Regions from separate parts of the Homo sapiens genome. Here region 2 is linked to region 1. Evidence: chromatin loops called from intact Hi-C (ENCODE). Cell type or tissue: psoas muscle. All regions are shown on one strand.

Region 1 (8,000 bases):
TTTGTGAAAGCTGCTCCCTCTTCTTCCCCTTAGTCTTTCCTTTGTCTTTATTTCCACCTACCCCAGTAGAAATAGAGGGATTTCTTTTCTTTTCTGCTTTATTCGTTTGTGAAAAATCTTGCATGTTCAGGACTGGATCATGCATGTTCAGGAAGTTACCCTGCCCAACACCCCGTTTCACACTGGGGGAAACTGTGGGTTTTGGAGTGGAGAAACTGGCCTGCAGTTCCCTGGCTGGTTGTTGGGAAAGAGGGCTTGGCCTTTATGTTTCTACACCATACCCAGAACAGAGTTTAACACGTCTAAATGGCAGAAGACTACACTTCTGTCAAAAATCAAACCCTGCCCCCTTAAATCAAGTCTGTTTTGTTAAGTGTGAGTCTTGACTTTTTTCTTTGTCAACACTTTTTTTCATGGAAGAAAAAAATTCTACCTTAGGAACTCATGATTTTGTTTAAGTTAATATTAATGCCAAGCATTTAGTAAATTTGAGTTCAATTCATGTAAGCAAGTAATGATCCTATGAGGTTTATTTAGTAGCAAGAGGCCAAATGCTTTCACTTGTTTGCCAGATGAGAGATACTGTATGTGAAGATTGGTTCAGAGATATTTAAGGCACTACTGGTCATTTGTCCAAAAACTTCACCCAGGATTCCCAGGGAAGCTTTCATATCTTCCCAAGGGTTCAGGAGTGATGACTTTGAATTGTAATTTTATAGATCCTGTGTGGATAACTGTCAGTATCTGCCAGACTTCTTCTATTAGGTTGAAGATCTGGGATTTCCTTTTAAATTCTTAGAAGTAGGTTGGGAAAAGTGATTGGGGAATTGGATCCTCAGGAAGTTGTTCTGCTTCCATTTCCTTCATGACTTTAGCTGTCTCTTCTATCTGTGAGAATCTTAGGGCTGCATAGTACTGAGTGTTGCTGCTTTGAATCCATACACCGGGAATGCGTAGCTTTTGAGAATTACCCACCTTTTCTGTGGATGAGTGTGTATCATTTATGTCATTAGAACTCTTTTTCCCCATTACATTTTGTGTTCATCAGTTCTTTGAGTTTGCCTTCTTTAAAACCCTCCTGGAGGATTCAAGATCTGGAAAGTAACTGATCCAACGTATCCCACACAGGGGAAGCTGGAAGATTAAAAAAAAAGAACAACAACAAAAGTGTGTTTGCCAATCCTAGCAAATAGTGCTAGAGTTTAATCACAAGCCAGAGGTCGGCCAGCTTGCAGTGGGGAAACTGGATGAGCGTCCCTGCTCCTGCCGGGAGGGCTTTCGGACCAGCCAACCTTGTCACTGTCTGAGACTCAGCTGATTGCCTTTGTATCTTTTATTTCTGGCAGCTCCTTTAGCGGCAGAGTTTTCCGAGTGACCTTCTTGATGCTGGCTGTTTCTCTCACCGTTCCCCTGCTTGGAGCCATGATGCTGCTGGAATCTCCTATAGATCCACAGCCTCTCAGGTAGGCTGCCCCGCAGTCCTCAGGAGGGGTTGCTTGACAAAATGTAATAGGCTGAAATAATTTCCAAGGAAAGGAGGGTGATTAAATCAATCTGATCTGAAAGGTAAGTTAGGAGAAATAGAGTTTTGTGATTTCTTTAGTACCTGGGTTTTTATGCTGAATTAGATGTTACTCAGGAAATATGCATGGTATTTTCCCTGTCATTGTTTTAAAAAAACTGCATCAACCAAAAACAAAAATTCAAAATTAGAGAAGCTTAATAATCATTAGACAGTCAACTATAATTCATTTCAGGTAGCAAAAACACACACAAATGGAGCTTCAGTTACCTCATTTAAATTTTGTAAGTAACTGATTTTCTACAAAACCCATAATTAGTGTTCTTTTTTTCCTAAGTTACCTTTCACCGATAGAGATCTATGAGTAATGCAGTCCATTATAATTTGAAAAAACTATTGTATATGTAAAGCCCCCTGAAATAGATTCATGTTTATAATTATAGTGGGATAGAGCCAGGCTCTCATCAGTGTGACGATCTATGACTTCCATGTTGACATAGTTGCAGGAGGGTTGTGCAGTCTGGTTCAGTAATTTCCTGGTTCCCCTTGCAACTGCTGATGGGGTGAAGCCATCTGAAGCTTATTTTAAATGAGTTAGTCCAGGTAAGGCTTTAAAAACTTCAGACAAGAATTATACCTAGTTAAAGAGTGAATATAACATACTAGCTGAATAATGTAGTGTTTTATCCATAAAAATTAAGGCTTTATATTGGATCCGATTCACTAAGAATGTAGAGGACACGGTTCTGACCTTAGATTGACATGTGTAGCTGAGTGAACTTTTTGTTGTTGGATTTAGAATAGTAAAGGCACAAGGTGCTGTAAACACACAATTTGCTCATGTAAGATTGAGAATGGGTGAAGGACTGGGGACTCTAGTCCGCTCCAAGAGTGTCAGCTCTGTAATTCCTGGTGTGCCAGTGGGTCTTCAGATGGATTTTTCTGCCTGAGCCAGGCCTGAGGACATCCTGTCTCCAAAGGAGGGGCGTCAGGGGTGGGTGGCGGGGGGGGGTCCCCTGATGTGTTGAGGGAGGGGCTTCTCTCTTTCTAACCCTTCTTTACAGAGCAGGATGGCTCATTCTAGCCAAAGGGAAACTGACCTGGGCCTTCTTAGATAGTCCAGTTGGCTAAGGTGGGGGAGTGAACTGTGTCCACAGCTGGGGATTAGAAGCTTGGGTTGGGGGGCTGGCCTTGGAAAAGGAGGCTGAGGTTGAGTTTTGAGTTGGAGAGAGAGGTTGGAGCCTCAGTGATTGAAGACCTTTGATCTCAGGAAAGATGATTTTATGTGTGGAAAGAGTGGTGAAGAAATGCATTGGGAAATGGGGTATGTGGCCCTGGCCAGACACTGAAAGGAAGCAGAGCCTACTGGGGATTGGAAGTTGTTTGTACAAAGTGAGTTCTATCTGTTGAGTAGAAAAGCCTGATGAGGAAGGAAAGGAAGAGAAGCAGTGGAACCGCTGCAGCCAACAGGGACCTCTCTCCTGGGCTCAGCTTTCGGAATGGCAGTGGAACCATCACAGCCAACAGGGACCTCTCTCCTGGGCTCAGCTTTCGGAATGGCAGTGGAACCATCACAGCCAACAGGGACCTCTCTCCTGGGCTCAGCTTTTGGAATGGCAGTGGAACTGTCACAGCCAACGGGTCTCTCTCTCTCTCCTGGGCTCAGCTTTCAGAATGGCAGTGGAACCATCACAGCCAACAGGGACCTCTCTCCTGGGCTCAGCTTATGGCATTGGAATCACAGCCAACAGGGGCCTCTCTCCTGGGCTCTGCTTTTGGCATGGCACACTCAAAAACAGGAAGATAGGCCCCAAAATGCAGAGCAGAAGCAGAAGCCTGGTACATGACAGAGCTTGGTGTGTCTCATGCAAGAACGTGGCCACAACACAGGCCATGCCCCATGCACGCCATCCCAGCGGGTGCTGACTCAGCTGCAGCCCTCTCAGCCCACAGTCACTCTGTGGAAGGACATGGTTTCTCTCCAGAAGGGAACAAAAAGTTTATTTTTCATAGAAGGATATGAATGTTTCTAGTCACTGAAAAAATATCAGTTAAAGTCAAATTTATGGTAAAAAAAAATAGAGCAGCATTTTGGAGAATGGATTTGGTTGCTATAATTTTAAAGACCAACAGAAAGAGTAATTCTACTGGGAGTTGAAAGTTGCAGTACTGTTAGAAGTACACATTTTACTATCGGGTGAAACTGTCAAACTGAGAGATATTAAAAAATAGCAACAACCTTTATGGGTGGTCTGGGACATCAAGAGCAAATAGAAGCACTGTATAAAACTCAGGCAGGGCCAACAGGAGACCCGCTGGGGAGGGAGAGAGCAGTGCCCCACACCCTGGCTTCCTGTGTTAGGGAGAGAGATGTGGGGGACCTCAGAGAGCTGGTTCTCAGAAGTGCTTAGGAAAACCTTTGTGCAGTCTGTGGGTCACAGTGGGTCACTTCTCTGCAGTTGAGTATTACTGCATTAGTGCAGGCTTTCTTCACTTGTGCCAGCCATCCGTGATCATACAGATGCCCTGTTACTCTGTTCACATCTCCCCACGTTGTCACAGGGATCTTGAAAACTACTCTGTACATGCTATAGGAATCAGGATGTCATATATGCTGTGTCTATGACAGCCCTCTAATCTTCCCAGAAAGAAGGGAAAGTGACTTTGCAGGGCAGGTTTTTGGCAAAGCCCTGCAGCCTTCCTGGTGATTTTGTTCTCAAGTACTGAAACCAGCTGTGTAATAGTCCAGACTGGAAGAGCGACCATCCTTCTCTTTGTCCCTCCATACTCCTGGTCTGCCTGTTCTCTGATTTTTTAGAGATTTCTAAGTGTGGTCTAAGCTCTCACGGGAGTGATGTAGTATCCTGGGTAGACTCCCAAACACCCGTCCATCAGCTGAGTGGCCGTTTCTGCCCCGTCTGCTGGCCTGATCCTCTTGACCATGGTGGCCCTGCGCTGCCTGGCGTGTAGAGGTGATGGAGGCCGAGCGAAGCTGGCAGCTCTGCTTGTCATCGTGGCATGGCCTCTTGACCATGGTGACCCCACACTGCCCGGTGTGTAGAAGTGACCGAGGCCGAGCGAAGCTGGTAGGTCTGCTTTTGTCATTGTGGCATGGCCTCTTGACCATGGTGACGCCACGCTGCCCAGTGTGTAGAGGTGACAGAGGCTGAGCGAAGCTGGTAGGTCTGCTTTTGTCATGGTAGCATGGCCTCTTGACTGTGGTGGCCCTGCACTGCCCGGCGCGTAGAGGTGACCGAGGCCAAGCGAAGCTGGTAGGTCTGCTTTTGTCATCGTGGCATAGCCTCTTGACCATGGTGGCCCCGCGCTGCCCAGCGTGTAGAGGTGACCGAGGCCGAGCATGGCCTCTTGACTATGGTGACCCCATGCTGCCCGGCGTGTTGAGGTGACCGAGGCCGAGCGAAGCTGGCAGCTCTGCTTGTCATCGTAGCATGGCACCAATTGCCCCAGGTGGGGTTTCCCTTCCTTCCTCTTTTGCTGTGAAGAGAGCTTTAAAGAAGCTCTTTTTGCTGTTGTCATAAACTTTTCCCCAACGCTTAGCTCCTTCCTGTTCTTGAATTCTCTGCCTTGCTGGAGGCAGGGGACAGGGGATAATCGGAAGATATTCCTCTCTACTTTGGTTTCCTCCAGCAGTGCTCGTTGGGAGCCTTCTGTGTGCCATGTTGGGTGCCAGATGCTGGGAATACAGTAGAGAAAAACACAGAAAGAAATCCCTGATCTCATGGAGCGTATGTTCTAGTGGGGACAAACAGACCATAAACATAACAGAAGCAGATCACACAGTGCATGAGAAGCTGGTGTGTGCTATGAGGAGCATGGAGTAGGGCAGGGGCCTGGGTTCGGGGGAGGTATCGGATATTTAGTTGGGTGGTCAGAGTGGGCCTCCTGGGTGGGGGATGGTTGCTGTTCCAAGTGGAGCAAAGAGCTGGTGTGAAGGCCCTGGATAGGGAGATGCTGGTGTGGTTAGGACCCAGCAGGGAGGGGCTGGTGTGAGGGATGCAGAAGGCACAAGGGAGAGAGGGGGCAAGAAGGTGCTGTGGCCAGGTTGCGGTGCTCAGAGGCTGCTGCCAGGACTTGGCTCTAGGTGAGAGGGGGCCATTGTGGGGCTCTGAATAGAGGAAGGTCATGATCCGGCATGGCTGCTGGATTGAGAATAGACTACAGGGGTCAAGGGAGGGAGCAGGGGCGAGGCGAGAGGATGGTGGCCCCAGCCAGGGTTGTAAGGAGGACATGGGGAGACGGGTTCAATGGTGTCTTTTCAAAGTGGCCTCAGCAGAACTTGATGGTGGGTTGGGAGGCGTGACATACTGGCATGTGGATGGGAAGGACGAGTAGAGGCAGGAGTTTCTGGAGCCGTGTCTGTGAGTAGAAGGGCTCCAGGGCCCAGCTCAGGCTCCTGCTTCAGGAAGAGCCTGGTGGGCCTCGAGAATATCAGCGGGAGGTGGCGTGCCCTGTGCTGGACCATGGGACGGTGGCTCCAGTCCCAGGAAGGTCTCCCCTTGCTCCTTCCATCTTCTCTGTGAAATACGAGGCCGGGTCATCAGGTGTGAAACGTGGGCACTGCCCCCCACCACCCTAGGTAGACTCCAGTGGCTGTAGGGCTGTGAGTCACAGGGGTGAGGAGGTCCAGCTGCCCTGAGGCATTGGATGGGGGTGGGGAGCTGGGGAGGCTGGAGGATGGGTGGGCACAGGCCTCAGGATGCTCTCAGGTGACAAGATTGCTGAAGGTCTTGCACTAGCACATTTATATTTTTATATTTCTTTTGTACCATGATGTTTTCTGATATCCTAGAACAGTTTTTTCTTAACCCTTGTATTTCTGGCAACTGAGGATGTTGTTAGAAAGTGCCATCTTTATCAAAGAACTGAGAGCAGGTGCTCGGTACACATTTTCTTCACATGTGTATTTATAGACAGATCTCTGGAATTGCATTATTTTGCAGCTTCAAAGAACCCCCGCTCTTGCTTGGTGTTCTGCATCCAAATACGAAGCTGCGACAGGCAGAAAGGCTGTTTGAAAATCAACTTGTTGGACCGGAGTCCATAGCACATATTGGGGGTAAGTCTAAGCTTGGGTGGGGGGGGAGCCTTCCAGGCTGTCTGTTGTCTGAGGGGGCGGGTTCTGTGGGAGCAGCTGCAGTGGCACGCTGCCCCTGGACTGGGGCCCTGCACATCCTTCTTAGCTGCGGACGTGGGACTTGGCCCTCAGACATCACATGGGAGGCCCTAGTGGCTCTTTCTGCTGGTCTCATCTGCCCAGTTTGCATGCCATTTTAGCACTGGGTGATTTTGAATTCATCTCTATGGAACACTTTGTTGTGCTCAAAGTGTTGTGAAAGGAAAAAGGCCAAATACAGATACTGATTTTTAGTTCATTTATCAAAGTTAAATAGCTATTTGACAGCACAGTATTTCTTAGTTCCATTTGCTTTGTATAGATTTCACTGTGATGAAGACAAATGGTTCTCAATATTTCCACTGTTTTTGTCTGACTGTTTGAAATCTCACCTTGATGGGTACACTTAAGGGTAACCATCTGCATCACACTTGCCCATGCCTCAGAACTAGAATTGGGTCTGGTTCTAATACTTGCATCTCTAGCAACCTTGAACAAGGCATTTTCTGTTTGTTAAAATGAGAATTAAGTTTAGTATTGGGAAGGCACAGATAGTCACAGATAGTTTAAAACTTAATCTGGTATGGGCTTGCTGAGCAGCTTCTTTGGAAGTGCCGCTTGTTATTCTGAAGCACACTGTTCTCCAGGCAGTGGGTGGCTGTGGATATGTGCACACAGGGTGCTTCTGTTGTGCTCTCAAGGCCGGTCAGTGGCCTCTCTTCTAGTGACGTTTGACCAGCTTCTCTTGCCTGGGCCCTGTTATTTGACACAGGCCCCAAGGACTGGTCCATTTCTGCAGTTGGTTTGTTTTCTTGGCTGTCAAAGTCAAAATTGTTTCAAGAAGAGTAAATATCATGATAGAACTTTGTATTTCTCTTAAAAAGACATTGGCATTTATTTGTGTAAATTTTAAAAGCTTTAGCTTTTTTTGGTGAAAAATCAAATCTTGCTCTTTAAAACTGAAACTTAACAGCAGTTGAAGTGCAAACCAATGATCTTACCTCCCAAAGAGAGCACTTTCCTGTCTTTTTCTTTTTCACTGGGTTACTTCTCATTGTACTTTGTCACCAGGTCCCAGCTTTTTCTCTTTCTTTGATGAGCTGGTGACATTTCTTGGCCAGGCACAGTGGGGTCCTCTCTGGTGGGTGTGAGCCGCAGGGACCTGCCACTGCTGTCTCTGCCACCTCATTTGGAAGCTGTCCTGGGGGCTGGCTGGCAGGTTGCTGACAGTGGAAGGAGGTACTAGCTCTGGGGAGTGCTGGGAGAGAGTAACCACCAACTATAGCAGGCTTTATTTTATTTGTTTTTAAGTAGACTTTATTTTTAAGAGCAGTTTTAGGTTCA
Region 2 (8,000 bases), 630 kb before region 1:
CACAAATACCTCAAAAAATATTTTCCTTTCAGCCAGGCACGGTGGCTCACACCTGTAATTCCCAGCACTTTGGAAGGCCAAGGCAGGAGGATTGCTTGAGGCTAGGAGTTAAAGACAATCCTGGGCAATATGGCAAGACCCGTCTCTACAAAAAAAATTTATTAGCTGGGTATGGTGGTGTGCAGTTGTAGTTCTAGCTATTCGGGGGACTGAAGTGAGATGAGCCCAGGAGTTTGAGGCCACAGTGAACTATAATCATTCCTCTACTGCACTCCATCCAGCCTGAGTAACAGAGCAAGATCCTGTTTGGGGAAAAAAAAAAAAAAAAAAGACCCTTTTCCTTTGTTGTGATTCTTTTACTCTGAGGGAAGAAAAACACATGCGTTCCTCTCTCAGTAGGTGAGTTGAGTTTTTGGTGTGAGTGGCATACTGTTTATTCCCTAGTCCCATTACAACAGATATATTTTAACTGTAGCTGGGTGCATTTCAAAGAGCCAGCATTGCCTGGCATGTTTGACTTTCTTCAGGTGCTCACCTGAACACAGGATTTCCAGTGCAGACAGTTCTTGAGGCGATCCCAGGATACACGTTAAGGGGTCGGGGAGACAAGAAGGGGAAGGAGTCCAATACGGGTTAGAGCAGCTTAATGACCAGGTTACTGCTGTGAGCAGCTGGAGATTTCTGGGGGACAGTACACAGAACAGGGTTCAGTTTTGCTCCCCAAGGGGCAAGGAAGCTGTGATATTTATTCGCCAGTTTCTGCCCTACATTTGTTGAGGGCTGCTCCCAGGGCAATACTTTTTAGCCCCATCCTGTGTGTATAGATACCCTTGTGTGTGGCCAAGTAAAGCCCACAAGCAGAGAGGCCCATACTTGGAGAGGGAAGCCACTGGCGAGTGAATATAGTGTGTGCCAAGGGGATTTAGGCAGCACCTGCTATAACATGGGGTTCAAGGCCCTTCACAAACTATCTGTGAACAGGTTCCCCAGTTGCATCTCTTGGCATCTTCCCTCACATGCCTCCATTTGGGCTCAACTCAGCTTCTTGCTTTTTCCACAAAATTTTAAACTCTTGGCCTTTGTTCATGCTGTTCCTCTGTCTGGAATGATTTTCTTCTCTTCCCAAACCCGCTTTTTCTGCTTGTTTACTCCTTGGTCTCAATGTGACTTCCTCTGCCAGCTACCCTGTGGAATGACTTCCATATTATTCCCACAGCTTGTTCAAACTACTGTCATGGCATTTCCCCCACCCCCGGCCCATGATTTGTAGTGGTTGTATATTATATTCCCCACCAGATAATGCCTCAACGACAAAGGCCAGTCTCTAGTGCTTAACACATAGTGCAAAGGCAAGCATGTGGGCTTTGGAAGTAAGCAGGTATGGATGCAGATCCCAGATGGGCGAGTTATTAACAGTTCTGCACTTCCCTGCCTAATTTGGAACATGGAACTGTCTTGCAGGATTGTAGAAAAGTTTAGAAATAATGTATGTAAGTATGTAGTACAATGCTTGCCACATTAGGGGTTTTAGGAAAAGTTACAAGACAGGCCAAATGGATTAGTGTTATAAAAGCCACATAAAGAGCCTTGGGAACGCAGGAAGAGGGAGTATTTAACTCAAAAGTACAGAATTGGGGCCGGGCGCAGTGGCTCATGCCTATAATCCCAGCACTTTGGCAGGCAGAGGCAGGAAGATCACTTGGGGTCAAGAGTTCGAGGCTAGCCTGGCCAACATGGTAAAACCCCGCCTCTACTAAAAATACAAAAATTAGCCAGGCATGGTGGCGGGCACCTATAGTCTCACCTACGCGGGAGGCTGAAGCAGGAGAATCACTTGAACCCAGGAGGCAGAGGTTGCAGTAAGCTGAGATTGCACCACTGCACTCCAGCCTGGGCAACAGAGCGAGACTCTGTATCCAGAAACAAAAAAGTACAGAATTGGGCCAGGCACAGTGGTTCACGCCTGTAATCCTAGTAATTTGGAGGCCGAGGCAGGCAGATCACTTGAGGTCAGGAGTTCGAGACCAGCCTGGCCAACATTGTGAAACCCTGTCTCTGCTAAAAATACAAAAATTAACCAGGCGTCGTGGTGGGCGCCTGTAATCCCAGCTACTTGGGAGGCTAAAGCAGGAGAATCTCTTGAGCCTGGGCAGTGGAGGTTGCAGTGAGCCGAGCTGGTGCCATTGTACTTCAGCCTAAGCTACAGAATGAGACTGTGTCTCAAAAAAAATAAAAGTGTAGAATTGGATCCCATTATAGGTGATAGTCAATTTAGGTCTTCAAAATGTGAAATGGATGTAGATGAGAAAAGATTAGATGAACTAAGTGTTATTTTTTTCTGATGATAGTCTAAATAGTGGTTGTCAGAAATTTTAAATGTTTTACCAAAAATAAGTACAACGAGTTTTTGTTTTTGTTTTGTTTTGTTTTTAAGATGGGGTCTCGATATGTTGCTCATGCTGGTCCTGAACTCCTAAACTCAAGTGATCCTGCCACCTTGGCCTTCCAAAGTGCTGGGATTACAGGCATGAGCCACCATGCCCGGCCCAAAAAGCACAAGTTTTATTTTCATATCTTCATGACCAGAATGAAAGATGTTGGACTCTAAACTACCAAACAAAGGATTGTTACTAGCTATATATGAAGAAGTTGGCTTTAAAAAATGAGTGAGTTCTAGAGCAGTTGGGAGAGCCTCACTTTGTTGTCTCTAAAAATAAGGCCAATTCCCACCAGAAACGGTGTAGTTAGTAGCTGCTTTAAAGCAGAGGAGTGGAGTTGGACTCTCTCAGCCACTTGTAGGATCACAGCTTCCTAGGGCATGACTACTAAAGACATGCAATGTGTTAATGGAGTTATTTTCCATTATTTAGGTGATAAAACTCTTACAATCAAAATACCATTATAAAGAAGAGGCTGAAATCATCTGTGATAAAGTTCAAGTTAAACTCAGCAAGGAATGTTTTCATCCTTACAATACATGCATTACTGATTTAAGGACTTCACATTGGGAAGAAGCAATCCAGGAAACAAAAGGTGGTGCAGCCAATAGAAAATTGGCTGAAGAATGTTATTTCCTTTGGAAATCTACACGTTTACAGCATATGACACTAGCAGAAGACGTCAAAGCCATGCTTACTGAACTTCGAAAGGAGGTCCGCCTACTTCTATTAACGAATGGGGACAGACAGACCCAGAGGGAGAAGATTGAGGCTTGTGCCTGTCAGTCCTATTTTGACGCTGTTGTTGTAGGTGGAGAGCAGAGAGAGGAGAAACCAGCACCGTCCATATTTTATTACTGCTGCAATCTTCTCGGAGTACAACCTGGGGACTGTGTGATGGTCGGTGACACATTAGAAACCGACATCCAAGGAGGCCTCAATGCAGGATTGAAAGCAACAGTCTGGATCAATAAAAATGGAATAGTGCCACTGAAGTCCTCCCCAGTTCCGCATTACATGGTTTCTTCTGTGCTAGAGTTACCTGCTCTCTTACAAAGTATAGACTGCAAAGTCAGTATGTCCACTTAAAGCACATAAAAGGGCATGATTATGAATGTTAGAATCAATTTGCTGAGTATGAAATAAGAAAAGTTAGGGCACTCCACTTATGATAATCCAGCTCTAAGAATAATTTTACTTATGATTTAATGGCCAATATTTTGAAGGTCTTCCCAACCCTATTGCTTCTAAGTTGTAACAACCAACCATTGAGTGGTACTTATATCTGAAAATTCAGATTGCATGAATTCAGGTCAGTAGTATAGCCCAGAAAATTTAAGGAAATATATTATTTGTTAGTCTGTATCTGGAGCTTTTTAAAATTATGTTATTAATCTTTTAGTATCTTGGCTGCATAATGCCAAGCAGGATTGCTTTACACATGGATGCACAAATGTAAGGTTTATCTTCTGGCTTAAAAATAGATATTTTTAAAAAATAGATTTTCTAAAACACAGATTTATGAAAGCAAGTGAATCTGGTTAATATGAAATAAGTACTAAGTCACATGCAAATCAAGGTATTATATAGTGAAATTATTTTGCATATTTTGAAAACATAAACCATAGTTTTTGCCTACTTTGGATGTATACTTTCTTTTATGAACCTGATTTTTCTGTATGACATTTTTTTTTTTTTCAGAGGGCAGGGAGCAATTTTTCTATGGCATGTGACAGATTCCTCCAGTTAGAAAAAGCTGTTAAAATCAACACATGGTGCTCCTTTACCGTGACATTTTCTCACCTGTGCACAGTGAGCCGGTAGCTTCCTTTTAGTCTTCACCTCTCAAGGAAATGTTTTTACTGTCTTTTCCCAGACACACAGTGGGGTTGAGGGAGCTAGGCTGTTTTGCTAGAGATAATTGCAAGGCACGTGGCACTAAAAGTCATTTTTCTTCTGTGGATCCATAAGAGGAACATTTCCTCAGTGTAGCCTAACAATGCAGCCCCCAATCTGTTCCTTTTTTTTTTTGAAATGGGATCTCTGTCGCCCAGGTTGGAGTGCCATGGCACCATCTCGGCTCACTGCAACCTCTGCCTCCTGAGCTCAAGTGATCCTCCCACCTCAGCCTCCCAAGGGTGTGTGTGACTACAAGTACACACTACCACGCCCAGCTAATGTGTGTTTTTGTAGAGATGGGATTTTGCCATGTTGCCCAGGCTGGTCTCGAATTCCTGGATTCAAGTGATCCTCCCACCTCAGCCTCCTAAAGTCCTAGGATTATAGGCATGAGCCACTGTGCCTGGCCCCCTCATCTGATAGAAAATTAGATTTTGCTATGAGCCATTTCCTGAGGGCCAATTTAATACTCGTGTGACTCTTCTTAGAGTTACCATCTGCCTTAAATTTCCTCTGTTTTTCACATTCTTGGAAATATATCATTGTTTTGCAAATTTCTATATCTAATTCAGGGTTTACCAGGAGCTTAATAATTAATGGCTACATAGCAAGGCATCGTCTTGGAACCGGAGAATTTTCTCTAGACTATTAGGCTAGACAGTCTCATGATTATACTAACCAAACCTGGAGTAAAGTGGTTGAAAAAAAAGAAAGTATAAAGGGGCTTATTAAAGTGGTTAATAAATATGATTTAGGTTGGTTTTTGATATGTTTTTCTTCCAACTGTTATATAAGAAACTACTAATGTAAAATAGTAGGCTATATGTTGGGATGTGTATAGCTATGTCTTCAAGACTAATACTCAGAGAATCAAATTGTAGATTGTACCTATCTGTGAGCCTATTTCTTTAGCCAGTTTTCTGTCTACTGCCAAGAAACAGAATTCTCTGCCTCATGCAAATGCCCTTTCGTGTTTACTTTTCGCTCTAGATTTTTAAAAATGTGATTGTGCCCTTGACTGTACCAAAGTGCTGTTGCTATAACAGTGAACATTTGTGAACAGAGGATGTTTGTAGTTTCAAATGCAGTACCCATATGACCTTGATCATATTTTAGCTATTTAAAAATTAAGTTGGAGGATTTTGGCAGAAGTAGTCACATGCATGATTGCTCTGATAGATTGGTTGGCGTGTGCTGCAGGGGGCTTGTCCTTTTAACTCTCCCACAGGATGGATGTAGGCAGTGTCACATTCATTATGCTGAGAGTGAAGGTTCATCACTCCTGTATCATGGTAGCAAATCTCAACAGGATAGCTTCTAGGATGTTAAGTGAGCAGTTCTCCAGCAGAAATGATGTAGAAGGAAAAAATTGAATAATTAAATTTCCTTGTCTTCACAGTTTGTATTCTACAGAGTACAGTAATGTATTACATTCCATTTGCACCCTTCCTTAGGGAAGAACTTTGTGGTTATCTACCTTCTGAGTGGAATGTTACAGAAAATATTTTAAAATATTGGAATAAACCTATGATTTTATTAATATTTTTTGTTTTAGAATAATATTCCTTAAAATTATGGGTGATGTTTTGTCATCTTTATTTTTTTTCAAAGTTTCCCTGTAGTGGCCTTCTCACACAAAGCCAGAGGCCCTCCCTAACACTGCTTACAGAGGTGGGCCTAGAACAGACATGAATGGACACTGCACCTGGAATACCAGCACCTGGTGGGGAGGTTTGGTTCCATGTGCACCTCCACATACAAGGCACGAACATCTCAGATCTGGGAGTGCCCAGGACCCAGTGGATGCTCAGTATTGTAGGAAAGCAGGTCTTTACCAAAGTTCTTGGTTTATTGCTTTCAAACTTCTTTGCAACCTTCAGTAAGAAACATTTTCTATCATAACCTCTTTAACACATTTATAGTGTTAGATAACACTGTAACTATATATAAATATAAATATAACACATGTATATAAATAAATATAAATATAACATTTTATAGTATAACATTAATATGTGTATGGGATCCAGTTTTATATGTTTAATTTTCATAAAACATTCTTGTTACGTGTGATGATATTTTTCATTCCATTCTTTTTTGAATTAGGGAATATATTCATTGTTGAACAAGTACTACTTGTAGTACACAAGTCAAAAAAATAAAAGGGTGAATGGTGAAAAGTCATTCTCCTCATCTCTTTGCTAGGGGCCCACAACCCACTTGCCCTAAAGGCCACTACTGTTTAGTTTTTGTTTTATTTTTAAAAATAGAGACAAGGTCTCGCTATGTTGCCCAGGCTAGTCTCAAACTCCTGAGCTCAAGCAGTCCACCTGCCTCAGCCTCCAAAAGTGCTAGGGTTACAGGCATGAGCCATGTCACCCAGCCAAGGCCAGTGCTGTTACCAGCTTCATGTATACCTGCATATAGAAGTGTATAAGACTATATAGAATCAGTTGAATTCAGGCAGATTTTTAATTTCTGTATTTCAGTTTAGGAAACAGCATTCTTGCTCAGATAATCTAAGAGTCATGCAGCTTGTGTTTAAGCCATTTGTGTTAGGAACATAATACCTTCATGGTCTCAGCCATGTGCGAGATCTCTGTAGTTCCATTGACTTTCGCATACCACCACCCTGGTGATTCTCTTTGCCTCTTATGTTAAATTTCCTATTTTCTGTGTCCTGTGTATTCCTATTTTGACTTATTCCCTCTTTTTGGTGGCATGCATCCTTGCGTAGGTTCCCTGTAAACGTGTGTAGGAGGTAAAAGTTTTGAGATCTGAAATGTCTGAAAATATCTTTATTCTCTTCTCCCATCATTGATAGTTTTAATAGTGTGTATTTCGATAACATTTTTACTTGAAATTTTGAAGGCATTGGTCTGTGGTCTAGCAGCCATTTGTATGTGACCACTTTCTTTCTCTCTTGTAACTCTTAGAACCTTATTTTCCTCCAGTGGTCCATGATCACATGCCTTGGAGAGGGTGTTTCCATCCTCTGTGCTTGGCACGCTGAACCCTTTCAATCAAAATCATATTTTCTTGGTCCTGGGGAATTTAATGACTTCATTGATAATTGCCTCCCTTTGTTTATTTTCTGATTTCTCTTTATGATTTCTGATTTTTTTTGGTTTCTCTTATCCCTGTTATTCAGATGTTAGAACTCCTTTACTGACCTTCCACTTTATCTTTTCACTCCCATTTTTCCATCTCTGTTACTCTGTTTCTTCAACTTTACCTTCCAATCCTTCTATGATTTTTCCCTCTACTATCATACCTTTTAAAGATTTCCAAGAGCTTGATTTTTTTTTTTTTTTTTTTAGACGGGGTCTTAACTCGGTCACCCAGTGAGGAGTGCGGTAGCACAGTCATGGCTCACTGCAGCCTTTAATTCCTGGGCTCAAGTGATTCTCCCACCTCAGCCTCCAGAGTAGCTGAGACTACAGGCACATGCTATGATACCCAGCTAATTTTTTTGTATTTTTTGTAGAGACGGGGCTTCACCATGTTGTCCGGGCTGGTCTCAAACTCCTGGCCTCAAGCAATTCTCTCACCTGGGCCTCCCAAAAGTGCTAAAATTACAGGCATGAGCCACTGTGCCCAGCCCCAGTGTATTTTTTAATCACTTGAGTTCAGGTGTTCAAGACCAGCCGGCCAACATGGTGA

What was found. A loop is a pair of places that touch in the nucleus more often than their neighbours do. Peaks named below come from ENCODE experiments on the same cell type or tissue, not always from the same donor. Only the 100,000 strongest peaks of a DNase experiment are listed, where the experiment ranks them.
Region 2: a loop joins it to region 1, with 5 times the contacts of the local background. A loop is called at or near these places in 9 of 110 quality-filtered maps.

Annotation. Positions count from the first base shown.
Region 1 is chr20:24,977,366-24,985,365 of GRCh38, reverse strand. APMAP (adipocyte plasma membrane associated protein) reads left to right here. Exons shown (of 9, transcript NM_020531.3): 2 at 1,347-1,463; 3 at 6,484-6,599. Among named protein-coding and RNA genes, the nearest start is that of APMAP, 11 kb to the left of the region's middle. RefSeq lists enhancers at 4,219-4,719, 5,481-5,981. In psoas muscle, no CTCF peak of the experiment used is centred here; DNase peaks (open chromatin) are centred at 3,425 and 6,695; H3K27ac peaks cover 212 bases.
Region 2 is chr20:25,611,452-25,619,451 of GRCh38, reverse strand. NANP (N-acetylneuraminic acid phosphatase) reads left to right here. Exons shown (of 2, transcript NM_152667.3): 2 at 2,871-6,517. The coding sequence ends at 3,527. Among named protein-coding and RNA genes, the nearest start is that of NANP, 8.6 kb to the left of the region's middle. In psoas muscle, no CTCF peak of the experiment used is centred here; no DNase peak of the experiment used is centred here.